Regions from separate parts of the Homo sapiens genome. Here region 2 is linked to region 1. A link is a contact called in ENCODE Hi-C or POLR2A ChIA-PET data. All regions are on one chromosome and are shown on one strand. The core of a region is the stretch at or near the end of the contact, and the rest is flanking DNA. Distances in the headings are between cores, read along the strand shown. Region 1 has its middle 11 kb from the start of CCN6. Region 2 overlaps FYN (FYN proto-oncogene, Src family tyrosine kinase).

The links. Hi-C counts contacts between places; a loop is a spot of excess contacts on that map. ChIA-PET counts read pairs that join two places held with the same protein, here RNA polymerase II (POLR2A). Pooled maps may share reads with other maps.
Region 2: a loop to region 1 is called in a map of naive thymus-derived CD4-positive, alpha-beta T cell, with 3 times the contacts of the local background. The contact joins two enhancer-like sites. A Hi-C loop is called at or near these places in 2 of 168 maps with a recorded cell type or tissue (both naive thymus-derived CD4-positive, alpha-beta T cell) and 14 of 50 pooled maps. POLR2A ChIA-PET finds 5 or more read pairs at or near these places in 6 of 52 experiments (AG04450, T-cell, activated CD4-positive, alpha-beta T cell and 2 more).

What each region holds. Positions count from the first base shown.
Region 1 is chr6:112,039,353-112,046,228 of GRCh38, reverse strand. No RefSeq gene overlaps it. Among named protein-coding and RNA genes, the nearest start is that of CCN6, 11 kb to the left of the region's middle. RefSeq lists a silencer at 2,365-2,464. Within about 2 kb of position 3,033, at least 40 of the 41 ENCODE cell types and tissues checked have a DNase peak (open chromatin) inside an H3K27ac peak, as active enhancers do.
Region 2 is chr6:111,840,160-111,847,035 of GRCh38, reverse strand. FYN (FYN proto-oncogene, Src family tyrosine kinase) reads left to right here. Exons shown (of 14, transcript NM_002037.5): 2 at 407-447. Among named protein-coding and RNA genes, the nearest start is that of FYN, 30 kb to the left of the region's middle. RefSeq lists an enhancer at 4,026-4,135. Within about 2 kb of position 3,200, at least 10 of the 41 ENCODE cell types and tissues checked have a DNase peak (open chromatin) inside an H3K27ac peak, as active enhancers do.

The DNA.
Region 1 (6,876 bases), core at 1,784-4,283:
GGCCAACTTTTTGACTCTTTTATAACACAGCTTAAAACACATTGTACTGCTATACACAAATAATTTATTTGTATCCTTATTCTGTATGCTTTTTTTCTAATGTTTTTTCTTACTTTTAAAACTTTTCTTAGTAAAAACTAAGACACAAACATCCACATTAGCCTAGGCCTACACAGGGTCAGGATCATAATATCACTGTCTTTCACCTCAACGTCCTGTCCCACTGGAAGGTCTTCAGGGGCAAAAACATGCATGGAGCTGTCATCTCCTATGATAACAATGCCTTCTGAAGGACCTGCCTGTCCTGTGTTATAGCTAACTTTTTTTAATAAGTAGAAGGATTACACTCAAAAATAATGATAAAAATATAGTATAGTAAATATATAAACCAGTAATGTAGTATTTATTATCATTCTCAAGTATTATGTACTGTACATAATTGTATGTGCTATACTTTTATATGACTGGCAGTGCAGTTGGTTTGTTTATACCAGCATCACCACAAACATATAATGCATTGCACTGTGATGTTGGAATGGCTACGATGGCACTAGGTGATTGGAGTTTTTCAGCTACACTATAACCTTATGAGACCACTTTTGTATATGAGGACTGTCATTTACTAAAACGTCATTGTGTGACATGTGACTGTATTGCACATCTCACTTACCTTTTTTTCTATATGTCTTTCTGTTAAAAGCATCCCATTTTTTTTTTACAAAGCACTAGCCTCACGATCCCAACGTGACTCTAGTCACATGTGCATGAGAGAGTAGGTTTGTTTTCTCTTCTTCCTCCACTAACGTGTATACAAGCCTTGTTAATCAACACCTGTGCATTCTCTGAGGGGCTGTTCTGTGCGTGCTAAGGTGCTGCCAATGCCCCCCACCATGGATGGAGGGACAAAGAGGTGCCAGGCTCTGCTTGGTCCCCTGTCCAACTTTTAATAAACCAGGTCCAAAAATGAGCAACCTCTGACCACCACAAAATGCTCTGCCCAGCCATCTGCGTGGGGCTTGGGTCAGAGTCTCCTTGAAAATAAACAGGTGTCCTCATTCCAAGGGCCTTTAAAAAAGTCAGGCTGTGGCCCAAGGAAAACAAGGCCAAATATCTCAGAGGTTTATAATTCATTTTGTCACTTGGCCTTGTTAGTCTGGTTTGCAGGGGGAGCTCTGTGTGGGAAACAGGGCTGAGTTAATCAGAGGCAGACACCGAGGCCGACCACATGCAAAGGAGAAGCAAGAGAAGAGGAGGACAGAAAAATTTCCAGTATTTCCAAATGTGGGTGAAGCTAATCTTTCAGAGAAGGAAAAGTATGCATAATGTGGTGTGTCATTCCTGATTTGTAAAATGCTTGCACATGTGAATCATAATTCAATTAGATGGGGACAGTGACAGGCATCCTGGACTTGGAGTCAAAAGACCCTCATTCACCTTCAAGCTCTGCTACTTTTCTGAGCTCACTCACCTTAGACAATTTCCTTCAGGCCTCCCTGCCTCCAAGCTTCCTACCTCCCCCAGTCCAGCCTCAACATTGCCATTTGATCTCTTTTTCTTAAACACAAATTAGATCATGTCACTCTCCCGCTCAAAACCCTTTTTCACTCCCCCTGGAATAGAACCCAGCTCCTGGGAAGCACAGTAGAAGGCCTTCCACGATGAAGCAACCTCACCCCTGCACTATCCTTGCCTCACCTGCCAGCTCAGGTAGCACAGACCTGCTGTACTGCGAGTCCCCCAGCCTCTTGCTTTTGCTTATGCGATTCTACCAGGACAACCCTGCCCACTGCTTTATCTGATAAGCAGTTTGCACAAGCGACTTCTCCCCTGAGAACGCTTCCTAACCAGCACCCACAGCAAAGCTCCTCAAGCAATTAGCGTGCCACCCTGCCCTTGTAAAGCCCATACTGCAATCATCTGTTTATATGCACGGTTGCAAGATTTTGCTTATAAAAATAATGATAATAATAGATGCCCAGTTAACTGCTTTAGCATATATGGGACACACACACACACAAATTCCGTGTTAACCTGAAATTCAAATTTAACTGGGCATATGTTCATATGGCTTGTCCCTACTAGACTGGGTCACTGAAAATAGAGACTGAGACATCTTCATAGCCTTGGTACCCACAACATGACTGACTTACAGCAGGGGCTTGGGAAATACTTACTTTAGAGTTTTTAGCCTTAAAGTTACTAATCTTACAGGAAAATGAATAAACACTCCACTCACTTTTTATTTGCCTTCTTCAGTGAGATCTACATTAAGTGAGATCTAGGTTTTGCAGAAGGCTAAAGGTCACCCTTCTGCAAAATCTAGATTGCAGTTTCCAGACTGTCCGGCTCCAACCTGCCATGAGCCCCTGCGGACGCTAGATGGCGGAATGGGTTAAGGGACTAGCCCTGCTCTGGGGTCCGGGCGCCCCTATATAAAAGCAGGCGCTTCCTCTGCCGCAGAGCCCTGCATTATTGATTGTGACGCTGCCGCAGAGGTGGGAGGAGCCCGCCGCCATCTCGCCAAGTCTGCAGTATCGGGAACATGGCTTTAGGATCCTTTTCTCTCTCTGCAAAAAGTCCCTCGATAGCTGGAAAGAGAGAGCTCTCTGTGGCCCACATGATTGTTTTCATTCATAGGAAGATCAGACCTTCCCATAGTCAGAATCATTTTTATTTCACATTGTCATTCTGAATAGCGGCACCAAAGAATAGCAGCTGTACTTTCTGAAAGCCACTGATTTGAATCGGCACCTATCGTAAAATATTACCGCGTCACTGAAAGGCAAAATAGTCGGGGGCGGTGGGGGAAATTCATCATCTCTTTAGGTTTCTCAGTTACAAAACATTCTTATAAAAATAGATGAAAGTACTACGGACGTAAAATAGTTTCATGATATTTAAAACCACGGCCGTATTTTCAACCAGCATTCATTGGAACCGGAATCTGTATCTTGGAACTGAAAAGCGCTGATCTGAAACTAAACCGTGGGTGGGGCCCTGACGCCGTCCCCTCCGTGGCACCCTTCCCTCCGGGCCAGCAGAGGGCGCTCAACGGGCAGTCAAAGGGGCTCTCGCAGGAGTCCTGCCTATACAAACATTTTATTTTAGCAGGGAACTGAGTTGTCTATTTACTCACCAGTGTTTTTATTTAGCCAATGCCTTTCTTTGAATATAGATGTGCTGATTAGAGTGCTGTATTGTTCCCTCTCTTTATGAGCCACACATATAATGCATCCTCCATGTTGTCTCATTTGAGTTTCCTTTGTGAAATGAGAATTTAGAGACAGTGTAAAACATCTTGACTAAAGAATCTTAGATTCTGTACTCATAACCATCAAATATAATTCAACAACACATTTAAAGCAGCTTTTCCTGTTGAATCTTTCCCAAGCATTTTGCTTTTTCTTTCCATTGGAAATATCTTTCTTCATGTATCTGTGTATCATCAGTTTTAGTAATATTTGCTCAAATTAATATTTGCTCAAATTGTGTCGTTATCGGGATACAATTAAGTGGAATGAACAGATTAGGAAAGAGGCAAACAACACACTGGGCCTACTAAAGAGGAGCCTCCTCTCCTACCAGCTGTGAGCTCTCAGTGAGCTCAGGGTGTGTTCGTATGTTCCACGAAAGAAACTAAGAGTTAATTAATCTGTCCTGGTACGCGGAGGTCAATCAAGACAGTTTCCACCTGAATTCAGAAAGGTTACATCATTGTTTAAAAGAAATACACACACACACACACACACACACACACACACACACACACCACTTTTCCAAATCCACATGTAATGTAATTGAATCAACTGCTAAATCAAATGCTGTCTTAAGACTTGACAGAACAAAACTGAGCTCACGCTTACACACACTAGGACTGTTAATTGATGAGGCTCATCCACAAAAGACTCTCCAAAGTGAATCTCGTGTCACAGTTTCAGAGTGTGGAAAGCAACTCTTCAGTCCTGGATGATGGCTTTCAGAATGCCATCTGTGTCCTGTGCATGCCAGGCACACAGACACTGCCCTTACCTGCCCCTCAGGTTTTATGTCCAAAGTTAGTATGTCCACCTTCAGTAAGCAAGAATATCAGTTCTTAAACTCAGGTTCACAATAAATATATTTTTAGAATCCCTTAAATCAAGTCGCATGTAACTCCAAGTCCCCCTTTTATTGAGCTGTTGGACAGCTGAATCATAATCATTATTGGGCACCTCCTCCATCCTGGTTTGGGTCAGGGTTCCAGGTCCCTGCAGCCCACAGGCAATGGTTCCTTCAGGTTTGACAATCCTGCTATTTCAGTACCAGCCTTGGGTCATGAGAACATTGGTGCACTGGAAGATGCTGCATCTAGGGACCAATCTCCCTGGCTGGAGTCGCTGCTAGGGATATCTTGGCACCTCCCCAGCCCAGCACACTGCCAAGGAGAGGTGAGCAGCTCCCATTCTCACAGGACCTCTGACCAGTCTTGGGGGAGGAGAATCTCTTCCAGCCACCTAGCTGCTCCAAAAATGTGCCACTTCCTCCTCCCACTCTAGGAATTTACTGTAAACGGTAGTATCAGCTGTAAACCCTTTCAAACAAGATGGTGCCACCATCCCCACCCCCATTCCCAATAAAACTAAGGAGCTGCAGAAACTAAATGTGTGGATTGGCACTGCATGGGAAAAAGTTCTGTTCTAATGGGACAACGTAATGCTAAAGATTCAAAGCCACTTTGATCAAAAACATTCTGTCTTTTCTGGACAGTTACAAAAAGAGGAAAGATGGAAACTTTCCCACCATGGAGAACATGGGAGCTCTGTTTTGGGGCTCTTGAAGCATTTCCATGTATAAACACTTTGTTTTGTTAGCCAGCATTTTCGGTTCATGCATTCCTTCAGTCCCACCTCTAATTAAGCAAAGGCATTAAATTTTTAGTATCAGTAATAAATATCCCTTCCACCCCCCAAAAATGTTTATTACAATTATATGTTTTTTCTGCTACTGAAAAGGAATAACTTAAGTTTATGTGATGTAAATGTTGGCTTTGAGAAAATGAATAGGGAAGTGAGTCAGGAAGCAATCAACAGGAAGCATAATGGTGGGAAAGAAAGCTGGGACTCACAACCCCTGAGATCTGGAGGGTGAATGCAGGTCACCGGGCCACTTCCTTTAGGGAGCTCATTATTTCAGAGACAGCACACCATTGTTGGAACCCTGTGTAGCAGCACTGTCTAGCAGAACTTTCAGCAATTATGGAAATATTCTATAATATAGAACTATAATGTGCTGTTGAGCATTTAAAATATGGTCAGTGTGAATGAGGAACTACATTTTTTATTTTATTTAATTTTAATTAATTTAAGTTTAAATAGTCATAAGTGGCTAGTAGCTGCCATGTTGATAGCATAACTCTGAAGTCTTTTTTCTTTTTTAATCCATAATTTATCCCTCACATATTTCCATAAATGTTTTTGTAAGCTAAGACAGCTTACAAAAAAATCAAGCACAGTATAAAACAGGAGAATTAAATTTTTTTTAATGATTGAAAAAAATAGTAAAAGAAGAGGAAAGCTCTGTAAAATAGAGCAGAGAACTAGATGCTCCCAGACACATGGAATGAGTCAGTGCCTTTGAAAATTAAATTTATTTCTAAATTGCTGGAAAGTAAAGCAAAAATGAAAAGTCATGCAGGAGGGAAAGGTGAAATTTGTAGTTAACCATTGTTTGGCTGCTCAGAAACACTCAGTTCCTGAAAATGGTCGCCTTGCCCCTGAAGCCCTTACTCTCAACCATTTCTTCTAGTTGGTATGGCCGAGCTCCTCTGGGTGATACCCCTGGGACCTCATCCAACCTGGCCAATCATAGTCCTTTCTTTGAGAGATGACTGGAGACACAGAGAAGTGTGGTGTCTCCATAGACTGATGGATGGCATGTGTGAAACTTGGGGTGTGTTGAGCTGAGGGACAGAGGATGGCAGTCTGCACCAAGGCAGGGGACAACAATGTGGTTAGGGTCACCAGTACAGGCTATGGATTCACACTCGCTCTCTTACTACAATAGCTGTGTGACATTGGACACATGCCTTTACTTCCCCAGGCTTCCACCTCTGAAAAATGGAATAATTTTAGTTCAGATTTTACAGAGTTGTTGTAAAAATAAATAAATAAATAAAATGCAATGAACCTAAGCAGAAAGCATGCCTAGGACATAATAAATGCTCCACAAATATTATTAATTATATGAATATTGGCAGCAGAGTCCTGACAACATTCATGTTTTTGGATTTGTGTCATTCCCAAAGTCCAAGCATGGATTCCACTGGATTCCATGAGACATGCTCCTCCCCCATATTCTTTTTTTTCCCCAGTTTTATTGAGCTGTAATGGACAAATCTCTCCCATATCCTTAAAATGAAATTTCTGTTTTGCTTAAGCTAATTTGGATTGGGTTTCTGCTAACTGCCTCCAACAGAGTTCTCACTTGTATGTCACCTTGTTTGGAAGTCTAACTTGTCTTCCTCCCTACGCAGAAGGCCAGGTCAGCTGCAGGAGCACCTAACCTTTGCAGACTCTTCACAGGCAACAGGCATGGAATAGGAGAATGCAGATGAACCAGTCATAGTAAAGATACTATCTTTAGTGAACATTTGCTATGTTTGTGGCTGCCCATCACCCACACTCTCTTCTTATTTGGGAATAAACCTCCCAGAATATGCATCTTGGAGGGACATGCGGCTCCATCTCCTATGATAGGATCTGGAAGTTGCCACATCAAGCTTTTCTCCACTCCTAGGCAATCTATGCACTGTGTTCTTCTCTGAATTCTACATAGCTAAGAACAGGAAGACCCAGTGCCCAGCACTGTTGCCAACACAGTAGATAATAATTGTCTGTT
Region 2 (6,876 bases), core at 1,951-4,450, 200 kb after region 1:
AGGTAAATTGAGTAAGACCTTGGAAGACTCAGTTTTAATTGTGCCCCAACCATTGATGACTTGTAGAGACTCTGAAAAAGGGAAGTGTGTTTGTGTTTGTGTTTGTGTGTGTGTGTGTATGTGTGTGTGTACACACAAGGCCTCTATCCTTATCTTTCCTGATTCCAGAAAGTTAAAATCTCATGCTGGCTTCCTTTGGTGGTACAAGGCCAGGTCTTTGCAGTTTCAGACAGGTGTTTGTGGCAACTGTGACTTAGCAACAATTGTGTGAATGATAAAAAATTTGTGGGCAAATTGATTGTCTGCAACAAATGGAAATTCTATGGTGGTGCTTTGTGGGTGGTTTGTAGGCAGAGAGTACTTGGTTCTCTTTTGATGTCTCACTTTTTTTTTTCTTCTTCTACAGTTTTTTTGAAGAAGCAGGATGCTGATCTAAACGTGGAAAAAGTAAGTTGGCAAGTTTTGCACTGAGAGCAAGTGCCTTGTGAATTATAAAGGGCTTCCTGTTGGAACCTAGGATGAAGTCCACTTTTAATTTGGGATTGTAATTCTGAGTCCATAGATTTCTAAGAGAGAGGTCGAGTTGGAGAAGGAACTGGTTTGTGAAATAGAAAGAAAACCTTACCTCCTTTGGTGGACCCACTATTTTCTCCCTTCCCTTAGTTGTAACACTCAATTCTGGTAATTTATGGGAACATATGTTTTGACTATAAGTTATGGCTCCCACCCCAGAAATAGAATGGAACAGCTGTCCCATGGCTGAGGAGCCTTCAGGCTGGGGAGGAATGGGGAGCGCCTATCCTCAGGCTGGTCAAGGAGGTCGTTTTCAGTCCATTCATTGTTGTTTTTCCTCCACTCTCAGATGGCTGCTGCTCACCTCTGCCTGAGCCGTATCTTTGAATTGCAGCCACTGTGTAGCAGGTCATTCTTTCATTAATGTAACATTTTTTTGGTTCCTACTGGGTGTTAGACATCATGCTGGACTCTCTTGAGACAAAAGTGAATGTGACTGACAAGTACTCAGGTAATGATGGTACAATCTGAGAGCTGTGCAGAAGGGGCTTGGAAGCTCTGACTGAGGGCTGAGCTATCCAGAAAAACTCCATGATGGAGTGGGTGTGAGGAGCTGTGAATGCATTCTTTCTCTGAATGTTTGCTGAGCCTTCTCTGCCTGTACGTCTCTCTGCCTCCCCAGGTGCCTTGAGTTCCCCCACTGAAAGGCTGGACGTCGCAGCTCTCGCTAGCCACCCAGGCGTCCTTTTCGGCCCCCACTACTCTGCCCAACCACATTGCCTTGGGTGTAACTTTTCAGCTGTTCTGAGTTATGTTCCTCAATTCCCTGGCCACTTGGGGGCTGCCCCTTCATCATCTGAGAATGACTTGGGGTTATTTCTCATCTTGATTTGAGTGCAAGAGAGGCTTTTCTTTCTGAACTAGAGCCATTCTGAATGCAGCTCGTTTGTCTCTAAGTTAGGGAAGTATACTATCTGAAACATTGTTCCAGAACAATTGTGAGTAACTCCTGACCTTTGACCCCATGCAGGCACCTAGCTTCTGCAGGATGGCCTGTGATCTACTGCTAGTCACGGGCTTTTCAGCTCATACAAACCAGGGCAACTTGGGGAAATAACACAGCTCTAGTTAGGACAAGGCAGAAGGAGCCTTTTTAGAATCCGCATGCACTCAGGTTTTGGCTGTGGAAGCCAGGGATTGGCAAAGACTGTCGCCTATGGGAGGTCAGTATACTGTGACCCTTCTGGACTAGGCCAGGTCCACAGCAGGCAAGAGCCTATGGGTGCCAGGAGCCCCCTCAGGGCAGTATTGTGCCTTGGAGCCCAAAGAAATGCCTGGCATTTGCCCCAGACTGCAGGACTTGCCCTCCCCTGTCCAACTCAGGCAGTGAATCCTGCAGCCACAGGAGGGGGAAGTCCATTCATCTGGGTTCCCAGTCCTGGCCCCATGCCGGGCAAACAGCAGGGCTCAGTTAGTGGGGTGTGGGGGGCACTGAATGGAATGTGTTCAATTTTGCTTCACTTCTGCTGTTAACTTCCTGTTAGACCTTAGAAAAATCATTTCTCCTCCCCAAGTTTCATTTTTCTTATCAGTAAAGTGGTCCCTTTCACAGGACCAAGTAAAATTACTCGCTTTTAAATTGAAAAACACAAACCAAATACATTTTGTTTTTGTTTTTGTTTTCTGACTTGGGTCTTGAATTAAAATGGAAAAAGGGCTGTTGGCCACCAGTCTAAAGAATGCCAGGTAAGACCAGTTATGGATTGGGACTGAAGGAGCAATGAGTGTCTAACAAAAGAGTGAACACGGGTGACTGACCCGTGGTGTGGATGTCTGTAAGTGCACAGGGAATCCAGATTAAGAGAAGCTAAACGGGTAGAAATGCTGCTTGGATGGAGTGAGTCTGAGGCACCTCTGAAAGGCTCTGCCTGCACCCTCTCCTCAGTCAAGTAGTTGATGACCTGAAAAACAATCATTGCCTTAGGGGAGTTTGCTGTTTTAAAAGCTCTATTCTAGAAGTTCCACTTTCAGAACCTTTTTCTGTTGCTGGTAGAACACTGTTGAACACGGATCTATCAACTTTTCTTTTTGTCTGTGTTTACCTATCCAGAAGAATCTAATATAGGATGTGCATCTGTTGTATAAGTAAATGATACCTGTTGGCCAACTCCAGTGGAGAAAAATTGCCAAAGTTACAGTGTTTGTTCTTCATGTGGATTTTTAAGTTTCCTCTTTTAGTTGAACGTTTTTGTAAAGACAGAAGTGGAAAATTAGCTTTATTTTGACATGCTAAAGCTCAAAGACAAGTTAGCATAAATTCTGTATTAATTAATATCTATGGTTTATTGAACTTCTGCTATGCAGAGTGCTTTATATCATCTATGTTACACTTCACTGTGACAGCAGTCCTGTGAGGGAGCTATGAGAGGCTCAAGGTGCTGTAGTTATAGTAAGGATTCTACTCAGATCTGTCTGGGCTCAGAGCTTTCCCCTTCCCATACCCCACCTTACTTTGGAGTTTATATAATATTTGAGACAATATGTTTGTGTGCCTTATTTTTTTTTAAGTTTCGTAAGTTCTAAGAAAGCGGCATTTGTTACTTTTTAGAGAGCTCTTCCTTGACACTCCCCTAAAGGCCCAGGCTGGATGGGGTTGCCCTATCGCCACGGCCGCTTCAAAGCTGTCATTGTGGTTGCATAGTTATCTGTGCAGTGACTGTCTGACAGCAGTGTTCACTGTGGAACTGCAGGCTTTATCAGCTCAGAATCCTTATCTGTGCCAAGCCTAGTGCCTAACTCATAGTAGGCCCTCTTAAAAAATTGAGCAGGCATGAATGAGTGGAAACCATGCTTGTTAATAGCATTATGTGGCGATAAGACCATCATTCCTTGACTTGCTCCCCAAAAGTACAAAGTTTCAAGCAGACAAATGAACAGATCATTCTTAAAATTGAACTAATCTGGGCAAGCAAAGAGAGTTCAAAGATAAAAGAGGGGGACGCAGTAGTGCACAAGGGAAACATTAAAGCAAATATTTTCTTTTCCACAGAATCTTTTAGAATTCTTGAGGGTTACAGTTCCAGATATCATTGCTTTAAGTGTATAAAGTGTATTTTTAAAAAGTGAAACCCATACCCATTTAAAAATTGAAAAATATGTAATCAAGTTGTATCAGAACAAAAATGTGCTTTTTGTGTAAAAAGCTAATTAAATGGAGTCATCCTATTTAGTGATTTAAAAGGATTTGATTAAAATAATATCCACTTCAACTACTCTCAAAGGGCTGAGGAGAGAGGTTTGGTTTCCGTGCATCCTGGATGGCCTTTGTCTGGTGTGATTAAAGGTATTTCAGTGCCTGCCATGAGAGAGGCCCCTGCCATTTCTGCAGTTTCAGTGAGACCGAGAATTCCTGCAGTGTCATTCCAACTGTTTGCAGGGTTTAGACAGCTGCGTTCAGGCCACAAATATGGCCACAAACACTACTGCCTATTTGATAGACACAGAGGCCTTCCGAAACAAAAATTGTCATTCAAAAAGAAAAGTAAAAAGAAAAATTACCTCCTGCCTTAGAATTGTTTACTTTTCCTCTGAGTGAGTGAGTTCTTTGAAATGTGTTGGTCTGTTAATGTAGAATGTACATGGAAGTTGCTCCATTTTTCAGTGTTTCTTTGGTTTTAATAAGTCCCAAGAGAAATGATAAAAAACCTCCTAGATTCTTAGTGTGGGGATAATTGTCTTGTGGGGGGAAAATCTAATTCTAAGTAATCGAGGGTTAGAAATTTGAGGCCGCATCAGGAATCCAGCTTTAAAGCCATGTCCGCATGATTTCTATGCAGCTGGTTAAGAGGTGGGAAAATTAATTCATACAAGTTTTTTCTTTTGTGGGAAGAATAAGATTTCCGGGGTCAGAGGCCAGCAGTGTTTACATGGGGTATCCAAAGGCCTCACAGTGCTGGTTGCTGGGGTGACATGAGGATGTGTCTCCAGTGTGAATAGGGGGACATTGGCTTTGGGGTGTACCGCGCAAATGCGTGTACTGGTTGCTTAAGGGAGGTGAGGGAGAGAGTGAAGAAGAGGAAGGGAAGAATAGCATAAGCACAACTCCCTGCCATTTGTGGGAGCCATTGCTTCCTGAGTGGGCATGGGCGGGTTGCAGGGGCAGGACTCAGGTGCTTCTGGTGCCTCTGAACCCATGGACACTGGACAGGGCAGTTCCTATGTGCAGACGGGAATTGTTCCTCAGGCCCTCCCTGATACATGTACTACAGGCTGCCAGCCTCAGAAACTATAGGAGGCCAAAGTGGCCTACATTCTTCATTTACCTTTCTCAACCTCACACACAGATTGACCCATTCTGCTGGTGATCAGGCAACGGAGTGACCCAGCCTCAGTGTATAACTGAGTAAGGGTCACGTTTCACACAACCCACTTTTCTGGCGACTGGGGACCAGGAAAAGGAAGTGGCTTTGACTTGCGGGCAGGGAGAGAAAGAGCAAGAATGCATGCATGGGTGTGTGTGTGTGTGTGTGTGTGTTTAGGAGGAAGGGACATGCTTAGAATTCTGTTTTAGACTCAAAGGCAATCATTGTTAGTCTTGGCCCAAAAATAGTTGTTATGTATCATGCGTAATAACTGACCAGCTTTCTTTTATGTAAATCCCTGGATTGTAAAACTAAGCGGTGCTGTCTAAGAAGAAAAATATACCTACCCTCTGCCAATTTGAATTTCCAAAAAAAAAAAAAAATCCCTCTTCCTAGACATTCTAAATTTAGGAGGATATTGATAACTGATCTAGAACAACTGCAGATAACAATATTTTCAGCGTGATTCAAGGAAAGAGTTGAAAAATTGAGGGTTCCTTGTTTAGTCCTGGATATAGAACAGTTCATTCATTCTTTACACATTAACGAACACTGGTAGGCCAACCACTGTTTTAGGCCACATGTTATCTTATTCGGTTGCCCCACGTTGTATGTGAGGAAAATAAAGCTCAGCCAAAGGGGAATGAATTGCCCAAGGACTAACATCTAGGAAGCAGCAAGATCCAAAACTATATCTCAGACTTGAAGCACCCTTCTCTTTCTCCTCCACTGTGGATGCTCTCTTGTCCTGAAGCCATCATTATCAGCCTCATGTAATTTAACTGGTATTTTTTTACACATCTTTCATTTTCTCTTCACTGAATTTAAAAGGTCTTTCTCCCTTATTTGTGGTTTTAAAAGTAGTAATGATGTTTTTATCAAGGAACAATTGGAAACCTTGAAAAGAGAATCACCTCTTTAACCTGACCTGGCCCTGCAAGGTGGTCGCCCTGTGAAAGCGTGAAAATGACTTCCAGGGGTGGCATCTGCAGGCAGTGGGAGTGGGGGAAGCCCATGAGACACTCATTTTCTTTCCACTGCTGGTTCCCAGACTTGGGGATCATTTCGTATATTCTTCATCTGAGTAGCATTCATCATTCCCTATGACAAAAGCTGGATGTTGCCAGGAGAGAGTGGGGAGAAATGCTGCCCACGTTACAATGGAGAGACAAGACGAGCTCTCACCTACATACTTTGTACCATTTGTTTTTACACCGAGGCTTTCTCCTGTAGCCATGAGATACTGCATAATTTGTTTCACTGCAGCCAGGCCTGCTGTGTAGAAGTTGGAATCATTTGGTTGTCTGCCTTGCATAGACTTATTATCTGCTGAAATTGCATGTGAAGGAAAGATTATTAATAAAATATATGTGAAGAATGGCTGAAAAGATGCTTTTGTCAGTGCCCCTAAATACTTTTAAGAGCAGAGCTGCAGTTTTCTAAGAGTGGTGTTGTATAGGCCATAAAAATACATAAAAATTTAAGCTTTTCCTTTAAAAGGTTATTACTGCCCACTTTTAGCCCACAACAAAATTTTATTTGAGCAGAAAACCTTCTTTGTTAGCTTGCTGTGCCTGCCGTCACAAATTACCACAAACTTGATGGCTAAAAACAACAGAGATTTATTCCCCCACAGTTTTAAGAGGTCAGAAGTCCAATAGCAAGGTGTCAGCAGGGCCACGATACCTTCAGAGATGGAGAGAATCTGTTTCCTGTCTTTCCAGCTTCTAGTGGCTGCAAGTGTTCTTGACTTGTGGCCACATCACTCCAGTCTCTGCCTCTGCCCTCACATTGCCTTCTCATCTGTGTGTCTTCCTCTGCAGCCCTCTTATAAGGATACCTGGGATGGCTTTTAGAGCCTGCTGCATAATCCAGAATAAGCTCTTCCTCTCAAATCCTTAACTTTATCACATCTTTGCCATATAAGGTAAAGGGATTAGGAAGTGAATACCTTTTGGGGGGCATTTTCTGCCTAACATACCTCAATTTGGGAATTTCTGTA